Linked DNA regions of Homo sapiens: region 1 is linked to region 2. The links are chromatin contacts, found by Hi-C or POLR2A ChIA-PET in ENCODE. All regions are on one chromosome and are shown on one strand. Each heading gives the region's core, a stretch centred on a gene start or an enhancer-like site at or near the end of the contact. The rest is flanking DNA. Distances are from core to core; before and after follow the strand shown. Region 1 holds the start of PSMC3 (proteasome 26S subunit, ATPase 3). Region 2 holds the start of AGBL2 (AGBL carboxypeptidase 2).

Region 1 (5,358 bases), core at 2,066-4,565, 290 kb after region 2:
TGCCTGTAATCCCAGCTACTCGGGAGGCTGAGGCAGGAGAATTGCTTGAACCCAGGAGGTGGAGGTTGCAGTGAGCCCAGATCGTGCCACTGCACTCCAGCCTGGACAACAAGAGTGAAACTCTGTCTCAGAAAAAAAAAACCAAAAACACAAAAATTAGCTGGGTGTGGTGGTGTGCATCTGTAGTCCCAGCTACTCAGGAGGCTGAGGTGGGAGAATCACCACTGCACTCCAGCCTGGGTGACAGACTGAGACTCTGTCTCAAAACAAACAAACAAAAACAAAGAATGACTCCAGGGTTTTGGCCTGGTGGCTCTCACCCTAGCTTGATGCCAAGACAGAAACATCTGTTCTAGGCCTGGCCTAGACCTCTTCTCTCTAGAGGCCCAGATGGACCAGAGGTCCCTAATTCAGCCAACCTCTTTCTCCCTGAAGACATGCTCTGCTCCAGGTTCCCAGCTCCTTGCTGGGACTGACCTCCTGGTACTTCCTTGACCTTTTTGAGCAGAGTGAACCTTCATAAACTATTCTCCTTTTTCTCCCATCTCCCCAAGACATTCCTACTCCTGGGCTCCCAAGATAATCAATCCCTGTCATTCTAGCCAGGATTAAAGAAGGAGATGTTCAGGGCCGGGTGCAGTGGCTCACGCCTCTAATCCCAGCACTTTGGGAGGTGGAGGCGAGAGGATCATGAGGCGGTCGAGACCATCCTGGCCAACATGGTGACACCCCGTCTCTACTAAAATACAAAAATTAGCTGGGCTTGGTGGTGGGTGTCTGTAATCCCAGCTACTCAGGAGGCTGAGACAGGAGAATTGCTTGAACACAGGAGGCGGAGGTTGCAGTGAGCCAAGATCGCACCACTGAACTCAAGCCTGGGCGACAGAGCAAGACTTCGTCTCAAAAAAAAAAAAAAAAAAAAAAAAAGCAGGCCAAGGGCTTATACTTCAAAGGTGAAGGATAAATGAGGACCTGGATCATATATCTAGAGGGATGAGGTATCAGGGGTGGGGGGATTCCGTTAAACTGACTAGCAGGATTTTTGTGAAAACAGGGTTAGACAGGTTGATGACAGGGATGAAGGAACAGCCCACAAGGCCTAGTCAAAAAAAGATGGCTCAGGCCGGGCGCGGTGGCTCATGCCTGTAGTCCCAGCACTTTGGGAGGCCGAGGCGGGCGGATCACGAGGTCAGGAGATCGAGGCCATCCCGGCTAAAACGGTGAAACCCCGTCTCTACTAAAAATACAAAAAATTAGCCGGGCGTAGTGGCGGGCGCCTGTAGTCCCAGCTACTTGGGAGGCTGAGGCAGGAGAATGGCGTGAACCCGGGAGGCGGAGCTTGCAGTGAGCCGAGATCCCGCCACTGCACTCCAGCCTGGGCGACAGAGCGAAACTCCGTCTCAAAAAAAAAAAAAAAAAAAAAAAGATGGCTCAGAAGAGCCTACCTAAAAGTTGGTTAAGGGGAGAATGTCTGCATCCCTCCTAGGCCCAGGCTGGAGGCTTTCTAAACATATTCGTATTTGTCAGGATCTCCAAAAGTAGGCCCCAGAATGGGACCCAACTGACCCAGGCATAGTGGGACCAGCACAGATTGGACAGTCTTTCCCCTCTGGGCTTCTTGGCTCCTATCGGGCAACTCAAAGTGAGAATTTGGGGTCAGCAGTCCTAGTGCTGCCAGTGACTCACTGAATAACCTCCAGCAAGGCACTTAACCTCTCTGAGCCTCCCTATGCTTATTTAAATTTGAGAATGGTAATTCAGTCTGTCCACAAGGCAGGCTTGTTGAGAGAATGGAATAAAGCACTGTTACTTGAGGAGACGCTTTGTCAGCCTGAGTGAGCAGCTGTACATGTTGTTATTTAAAGAAAAAAATTCTGCTTTCAACCGTGTTCCAAAAAAAACTACTGCAAAGGCTAGGTGTAGTGGTTCATGCCTATAGTACCAACACTTTAGGAGGCTGAGGCAGGAAGATCACTTACGCCCAGGAGTTTGAGACCAGCCTGGTCAACATGGTGAAACCTTGTCTCTACTAAAAATACAAAAATTAGTTGGGCGTGGTGGTGGGTGCCTGTAATCCCAGCTACTTGAGAGGCTGAGGCAGGAGAATCCATTGAACCCGGGAGGCGGAGGTTGCGGTAGGGAGAGACCGCGCCACTGCATTCCAGCCTGGGCGACAGAGCGAGACTCCGTCTCAAAAAACAAAAAACAAACAAGCAAACAAAAAAAAGGCAACGATTGCACAGATTTTCATCAGGTTAACAGAGTGTTTGTGATGGTTTGACTTGAAATATAAGCTATGTTGCTTACATGAAGTTCCCTTTAAAGGGGCTCCAGGGCTCACCTCAAAGGATAAGGAGAGATCATTTAAAATAGCCGACAAGGGTACAACGAATGAGTCTCCCATGATCCGGAGACCCGCTCTGCTCACTGAGATTACTAACCATGGTCAGAGAAAACAAACAATTGCAGATACGAGACATAATTTTTTTTGAGACGGAGTCTCGCTCTGTCGCCCAGGCTGGAGTGCAGTGGCGCGATCACGGCTCACTGCAAGCTCCGCCTCCGAGGTTCATGCCATTCTCCTGGCTCAGCCCGGAGTAGCTGGGACTACGGGCGCCCACCACCACGCCCGGCTAATTTTTTGTATATTTAGTAGAGACGGGGTTTCACCGTGTTAGCCAGGATGGTCTCGATCTCCTGACCTCGTGATCCGCCCGCCTCGGCCTCCCAAAGTGCTGGGATTACAGGCGTGAGCCACCGCGCCCGGCCCGAGTCATAATGTTTTTAATCGTAGAGGCTGATGGTCAATTGAGTTCTTCCCACGTGGACAATTCCGTGAAGCCTGCTCTGACGTTAGGAGCAGCAGCGATTTCTCTTTAAAGCTGGTTAATGATTCCCTCCCGTAACTCCGGGTGGCCAGCTTGTACTTAAATAATTGTAAAAATGCGGACTGAGGTGGCATGCCTTTTTGGCCCTTTGCACACGGCTGGCCTATGTCGTTTATTAATTGGGAGGCAGTGTCATTGTGTAAATCCCCTTATTCCTAGCGGGGTCACGGTCTGAGTTTGAACGCGCCCCTCCGCAAGCATCTGTCACGGGCCAGATTAAAGACTACATTTCCCAAAGGCCCTCGCGGATCCCACCCTTCTCCCTCCCTTTCCGGTTTTACACATAGGCCCCGCCCCCAACGCGCGTGTCGGCCAATAGCGGCCCCACCTCTCGCGCCCGGCAAAAATAGGACGCGGGCGGGAACGTTTCGGGGTCCGCGGGGGCGGGGCCTGTGGCCAGGGGTTGGTCTTTGGAATCGGAGAGGCAGATTCGCTGCTCCGCAGCACGGCCGGAGCTGGTCGGGTCAAGAGTCGGGATTTGTGGGGAGAGGTTTTCCACTGGTCAAGAGAAGGCTTTAAGAAAGACGGTATTAATCTCCCGTTGCGGCTCCCGCCTGGTCCCATCTTCTGCCCGCTCCTCCAGGAAATGAATCTGCTGCCGAATATTGAGAGTCCAGTGACTCGGCAGGAGAAGATGGCGACCGTGTGGGATGAGGCCGAGGTGGGCACCGGGCGAGCTGGCGGTCCGGGAACCGGGGCCCGCAGGGAGACGCCATTGACAAGAGGGAAGGAGGTGGCTGGGGGTCAAGGTCTGGCCCGATCCCGGGGACGGGGTTGTTTGGGATGTGGGCAGGGGTCCTGACTCCATCCTGGTTTTATGGGCGTGGAAACTGAGGCTGTGAGTGGGTTCGGAGAACGAGGGATGCTTGTCCTGAGTAAAAGTAAATATATAAATAAACAAATAATTTTTTACAGCAAGATGGAATTGGGGAGGAGGTGCTCAAGATGTCCACGGAGGAGATCATCCAGCGCACACGGCTGCTGGACAGTGAGATCAAGGTGGGCGCACAGCTCCTGTGCGGGCGATGGAGCCCCCACAGGACAGGCCCCGGCGATCCGAGTCGCCTCTCGTACTTCCTAATCGGGCACCCTGGGGGAGACATGGGGCTCGGGCTTCCCCCTCATATCAGGAAGAGAGGAAAGAAAACTAAGCCTTAAAAGGGACAAGAAGACAGGTAGGGGGTGGTGGGAGGCCTGGGCTGAGATGAGAAGTTATCAGATTGCCTTTCCCAGTGAGAACTGGGAATAATCCTCTCAAGAATCCTTCTTTTAGTAAAATGCCTATTTTACAGATGAGGAGACAGGCCCAGAGAGGTTTGTACTGCGATAAAGCACCCAGTTCTTACTATGAGGCAGAACCTAAAACCTATGTTTGCCTCTCTCGGAGGCCTGCTTTTATTCCAATACTACCACTATTTCACCAGGAGGTTTCCAAACTGGCCTCCTCTTTTGACTTCTGCAGGATGTGGACACAGTCAGACTCTGCCTTCAGAGAGCCTCAGAGCTGGATGAATGGATGCGGGAGGGTCCCCTGGGCACCCTGGACCTCACTAGTTACAGGGCTCTAGCATAAGCTGTGCCAGGGTTTATATTTGCTTCTCCTCCCCTCCTGATCTCAGATCATGAAGAGTGAAGTGTTGAGAGTCACCCATGAGCTCCAAGCCATGAAGGACAAGATAAAAGAGAACAGTGAGAAAATCAAAGTGAACAAGACCCTGCCGTACCTTGTCTCCAACGTCATCGAGGTGTGTGTGTATGTGGAGGGGAAGAGAGGGAGTCAGCAGGGAATGGGGACAGCCTGGGGTGGGGCCACTAGGGAAAGAGTGGGTGGAGGTATTGAGGCCAAACTGCATGTCAGAGCTACACCTCCTGGGGCACTTTCATGGGGAAGACGGGGCCTGCAAAGTCCTGGGAGGTCTCACGTGTCTCCTTTTCTGTTGGTTATGTCTCCTCCGGGGTAGATGAGCCCTGTGCAGAGGAGCAGCACCTACACAGAGATCAATCCCTGGGCTTAGCAGGGGCACCCACGTTTGGTGGGCTCAGGGCTATTGGAGGAGGGAGGTAAGGATGGCCAGCCCTGCAGGTATTAGGAACTGTCTTAGGAAGCACTGGGCCTTGGGGAGTTCAAGGAGCTGAGTATTTTTTCCTTCCCAGCTCCTGGATGTTGATCCTAATGACCAAGAGGAGGATGGTGCCAATATTGACCTGGACTCCCAGAGGAAGGGCAAGTGTGCTGTGATCAAAACCTCTACACGACAGGTGAGCGTGGCTCAGCAATGAGAGACTGGAGGAGGGTGAGGAGCGGATGTGGGACAGGACTAGGGAGCCTTCCCTGAGGACACTAACTGAGACTGCCCCTGTAACTTGTCCACAGACGTACTTCCTTCCTGTGATTGGGTTGGTGGATGCTGAAAAGCTAAAGCCAGGAGACCTGGTGGTGAGTGGGGCCTGAGCCCAGGCAGTGCTTTTC
Region 2 (5,365 bases), core at 1,002-3,501:
CGTGATAGATCAGGTTTTTAATTTCAGTTAGATTTTTATTTGCTGGGAAATGAATACTTTTGTTAATTTTTCTTTCCACTAAAATAATCTGTATGTTGTTTTCACAGTGGCATGGCAGAGAGAAATGCTAATTTTGAAGCCCTTCCTGAGGATTGGAGAGCAAGGCTGAAGAGAAGGAAAATGGCTCCAAACACATAGTTTTTAAGTTTTTAAAACTTTTTTGTATTATTGTTTGTTTTGTGTTCAGTTCAAAGTCTTAACCAGTTTTATTGTCAAATAAACTATAAATGTTATGGGGGAGATCTTATAAATTTCCTGGGCAAGAGTGTATGCATACAAAGTTTTCACTTTTGTGAAATGTAATTTTTCTGTTTTTGCAAAGGGATGAGGTGATTGGAATTGCTTTGACCATGCTGCCTTTATTCTCAAACTGGCAAACTTAGCATGTTAGGTGTATTAACCTCATCAGTCTTGAAGAACATGTGGCTCATGAGTATAACACTTCTGTAGAGGACTCCCTGACAAAAGTGAAGAATTAACTTCTCCTCCAGAACAAGTGCAATTCAGAAGGCAGCTCTGCATTCTACCTTGCTTGACTGGAATTGTCTGAAGCTTTTTCTGGCCTCTTTTCTCTAGTCGGCCACCCCTGAAGTGCTGAGGTCTAAGTGGTTTACCTCGTGCTGATAGATGGCCACACTCTTTAGAGTAGTTCTCATAAGTTCTAGAACTGGTAGCTCGGTCGTTTCGCACACTAGGTGGCATACAGGCAGCAGCAGGTGTTCATATCCTTGATTTTGAGAATTTCCCCTCAAGTATGTGGCAGTAAATACAACAAGACACTCTATGTATTAATGTCTCCATTGTCTTAACCCTGTTCCAAAACAAAATTCACCTCCTTTCTTTATGTGAATGTATTCTCCATAAAATTCCAGTATTTAAAAAGCAGTTTACTGTTCTGTACTTTCTGTTGTATCACAATCAGGTAAAAGTCACTTTAAACTGAGGAAACGGCAAATTGTGTTTTAAAGCTCTTTGTATTTCTCCAGTTTCTGACCTTGTAAATTTGTATATATGCACTAATAAAGCTTTTTTTATAATCCTGATGGGTTATCCTTTTGCTCGTCAACTCCTGTTATTCTGATTATGTAACCAGGACTTGTTTTTTTTTCTAAGCATATACAATGCAAGGTGCAAACATTTAACAACAGCTTTCAAGAAAATGAGCAGGAGATCTTTAATGGGGAGTGGTGGGGCCAGTTTAGACAAACAGGCTTCTAGTCCCAGATGGTGCTGTGTGATCAAAGTTTTGGGGTCTAATATTATCTATAATATCTAGATTGGTTAATAGCCATATTAGATAATATTTTACCTACTTAATTCCTGGCAATGATGTAATATGGTTAACATTTCAGAAAAAAAGGTGCTTTATAGCTTTTTTCCCCCCACTGATAAAAGTAACAGATACGGTTATATTCATATATAGTTAACCAAAGACACGTGTTTGAATTTTATTGTAGTATATTTATTTTTTTGTTGTTGGTTTTTTGTTTTTTTTTTTTCTGGAGACAGAATTTCGCTCTTGTTGCTCAGGCTGGAGTGCAATGGCACGATCTCGGCTCACCGCAACCTCCGCCTCCCAGGTTCAAGTGATTCTCCTGCCTCAGCCTCCCGAGTAGCTGGGATTACAGGCATGCGCCACCACACCCAGCTAATTTTGTATTTTTAGTAGAGATGGGGTTTTTCCATGTTGGTCAGGCTAGTCTCCAACTCTCGACCTCCCAAAGTTCTGGGATTACAGGCGAGAGCCACCGCGCCTGGCCTGGAGTAAATTTCTATGCATATAATTGATTTTTTTAAACCTAATCAAAATGTGTGATTTGAATTTGTTAGCTCTGTTTCTTAAGATTTGCAGTGTAGAAGGTAATTTTTCCTTTCTAGCTGTGCAGTGGAGAGAATGTTAAGGTGAAAGGAGAGAAGCAGCAGCTCTCTTAGAGCAAATTATGCATAACAGTTATCTAAAGCCAACAGCAAACCAGCTTGGAAGTATGTTGAAGGCTACTGGCATCGTACTCATCAATGCGGTTTCGATTCCGAGGCTGGGGCTGTGATGTATGAGGGGAAGAAAGCCGCTGCCCGCCATACATGTTGCAGACCTTCCCGGGGTCCCCGCTCCCTCCTTGGGGGCGAGGCCTAGCTCCCCGGAAGCGCCCGACCGCCCCGCCCTTTCTCCGCTTCCTGCTTTCGGTTGCTAGACTACCCGGGCCCTCACAGAAGGCGGTGGCGGGCGGGTGCAGCGAGTTTGTCCCCTTGCCCGCACACTGCTTGGCCTCTGTACTTAAGTGCGGTGGCCGCCTGCCTCGCTGGAGCTTCTCTGCCGCAGCCATCCGTGCTGCTTGGGACGGGCCGGGGCGCGAAGGCGGTCGCATCCATCGCTCTGCCCTCCTGGGAAGTTTCTGCTCTCCTTCCCCGCTCCTACCCTTAGGAAACCCCCTCACCACCTGCCCCAGACCAGGTTCCTCTGAACCCTAAATTCAATCTTTAGGGCCCACTTTCCCAACCCCCTGACCTTTTTCCATCGGCACCTACCGAGACGACTTCGTCGCGTGCTCCCATACCCATTTCTTTCACTTTCCTGTGGCGAGCATCTCCTTTCTCAGGGAAAGGGAAGCATGGGGCCAGCACCTTGGGAAGAAGAAGCGGGAAGATACGCTGCCCTCCCTGTCTCAGATGCACCTCTGGCCTCGGCGTGACCACCTTGTTTAGCTGAGGAGAAGCTGGGTTGGCAGGGTTTTCTGAAGTCAAGAGGGAGCTGGGGGGCGCCCGGGGAGGTATTGGCAGTTTTTTCACTTGTCCTCTTGTGGCTTTGTAGCTTCTCTTGTGTAATCAGCTGCCTATTTGGAAATTGGGCAGGGTTTGCGACTGGATGCTAATGTCACTGACTAGTTTTCAGCCTACCATCCAGAAGTAACATGTTCCCAGCTTTGGAAACGCACCTAAAGCAGGTCGGTACACAACACGGAAAGCCACAGAAATTTCTTCGGGGAACTCCATTTCTTCGGGAACTCCACAGAAATCTGCTACTAGATGAGAAGGGATGTTCTGGTGGCATCTTTTCTCAGCTGGAGATCTTGATCCCCACGATAGAATAATTCGCATGGAATGCAGCTCGCTTGGTTTAGTCTAGTCCTATGCAACAACGCTCATGTACTTTTTGTTGAGTCTATTATGGTTTGAAAACATTATCTTGATTGAAGTGGCCTTTCCTTTCACAGACTATTCCTGATCCTTATGAAGACTTTATGTACCGTCACCTCCAATATTATGGCTACTTTAAAGGTAATACCATGTTCTTATCTAGTATCACCTTTCCTGGACTCAAGAGGAAAATTGCTTCGTTAGCTGGGAGGGTTGCACTTGGGTAGACTAATAAATAATTTGCATTGACAAATAAATACTTTTTCCTCTACCATTAGTGAAAAGTACTTCCTTTCCCCATTGATCTGCGGGTCACCTCTGTCAAGTAGACAGCATCACTTAATACAAAGGTCTGTTTCTGGGCTCTCTATTCCATTGGTCTGTTTGGCTATCCTTTACCAGTATCACTGTCTCTTAATTACTATATGGCATTAAAATAGTCTTTATCTGGAAAGACATGTCTTCCCACCTTGTTCTTCAGAAGTGTCACGGCTGTTCTTGAGTCTTTGCCTTACTATATAAATTTTACAATTGGCGGCCGGGCACGGTGGCTCACACCTGTAATCACAGCACTTTGGGAGGCCGAGACGGGTGGAGCACGAGGTCAGGAGATCGAGACCATCCTGGCTAACACGGTGAAACCCCGTCTCTACTAAAAATACAAAAAAATTAGCCGGGCGTGGTGGTGGGTGCCTGTAGTCCCAGCTACTGGGAAGGCTGAGGCAGGAGAATGGCGTGAACCTGGGAGGCGGAGCTTGCAGTGAGCCGAGATCAAGCCACTGCACTCCAGCCTGGGCGACAGAGTGAGACTCTGTCTCAAAAAAAATAAATAAATAAAAATTTAAAAAAATAAATTTTGCAATTGGCTTATGACATTTTATTTTATTTTTTATTTATTTTGAGATGAAGTCTCACCCTGTCGCCCAGGCTGGAGTGCAGTGGCACGATCTCGGCTCACTGCAACCTCTGCCTCCCAGGTTCAAGAGATTCTCCTGCCTCAGCCTCCTGAGTAGCTGGGATTACAGGCACGAGCCACCACGCCTGGGTAATTTTTGTTTCTTTCTTTTTTTTTTTTTTTTTGCGATAGAGTCTCACTCTTTTCACCCAGGCTGAAATGCAATGGCGCAATCTCGGCTCACTGCGACCTCCACCTCCTGGGTTCAAGAGATTCTCCTGCCTCAGCCTCCCAAGTAGCTGGGATTACAGGCGCCCACCACCACTCCCAGCTAATTTTTTTGTGTATTTGTAGTAGAGACGGGGTTTCAACATGTTGGCCAGGCTGGTCTTGAACTCCTGACCTCAGGTGATCCACCTGCCTAGGCCTCCCAAAGTGGTGGGATTACAGACGTGAGCTTACCGCGCCCAGTGTTTTTTTTATTCTTGAGACGGAGTTATGCTCTTGTTGCCCAGGCTGGAGTGCAGTGGTGCAATCTAGGCTTGCTGCAACTTCCACCTCGCGGGGTCAAGCGATTTTCCTGCCTCAGCCTCCCAAGTACCCAGGTAGCTGGGATTACAGGCGTGTACCACCATGCCTGGCTAATTTTGTATTTTTAGTAGAAACGGTTTCACCATGTTGGCCAGGCTGGTCTCGAACTGACCTCAGGTGATCCACCCACCTCAGCCTCCCAAAATGCCAAGATTACAGGCATGAGCCACCACGCTCGGCCTAATTTTGGTATTTTTAGTAGACACAGGGTTTCCTCATGTTGGCCAGGCTGTTCTCGAACTCCTGACCTAAGGTGATCCACCCACCTTGGCCTCCCAAAGTGCTGGGATTACAGGCGTGAGCCACTGTCCCCAGCCCGCTTATGACATTTTAAAAGATTATAGGAATTGCATTAAATCTGTAGATCAAATTTCACAAGAACTGGCAATTTTTCAACACTGGGTTCTCCAATCTATGACTATAATATTTATCTCCATTTACTTAGGTCTTTAATGTCTCCCAATAAAGATTTATAGTTTTTCATAATACTTCATATTTTTATGCTATTATAAATATTGATCTTCTTAAAATTTAATTTCCTAACTTTGTTACTGGTATATTGAAATAAGATGGAGTAATATTCATTGTATTAGTATTAATTTTATTTCTATCAAAGAATGTTGTTAAACTTTTTTATTAACTACATTAGTCCCCCCTTATCTACAGGGGGGAGGTTCCAAGGCC

Evidence for each region. A loop is a pair of places that touch in the nucleus more often than their neighbours do. ChIA-PET counts read pairs that join two places held with the same protein, here RNA polymerase II (POLR2A). Pooled maps may share reads with other maps.
Region 1: a map of B cell shows a loop between it and region 2 (8-fold over the local background). The contact joins the promoter of PSMC3 here to the promoter of AGBL2 in region 2. A Hi-C loop is called at or near these places in 1 of 168 maps with a recorded cell type or tissue (B cell), 4 of 37 single-sample maps with no recorded cell type and 10 of 50 pooled maps. POLR2A ChIA-PET finds 5 or more read pairs at or near these places in 7 of 52 experiments (A673, Caco-2, HepG2 and 4 more).

Annotation. Positions count from the first base shown.
Region 1 is chr11:47,424,396-47,429,753 of GRCh38, reverse strand. PSMC3 (proteasome 26S subunit, ATPase 3) reads left to right here and starts at 3,315. Exons shown (of 12, transcript NM_002804.5): 1 at 3,315-3,549; 2 at 3,804-3,887; 3 at 4,508-4,633; 4 at 5,043-5,147; 5 at 5,263-5,325. The coding sequence starts at 3,475. RefSeq lists silencers at 3,077-3,206, 3,477-3,688 and an enhancer at 3,307-3,506.
Region 2 is chr11:47,712,255-47,717,619 of GRCh38, reverse strand. AGBL2 (AGBL carboxypeptidase 2) reads left to right here and starts at 2,251. Exons shown (of 19, transcript NM_024783.4): 1 at 2,251-2,445; 2 at 2,870-3,002; 3 at 3,273-3,336. The coding sequence starts at 2,970. It overlaps FNBP4 (formin binding protein 4), which reads left to right. Exons shown (of 17, transcript NM_015308.5): 17 at 108-1,126. The coding sequence ends at 198. RefSeq lists an enhancer at 2,514-2,573.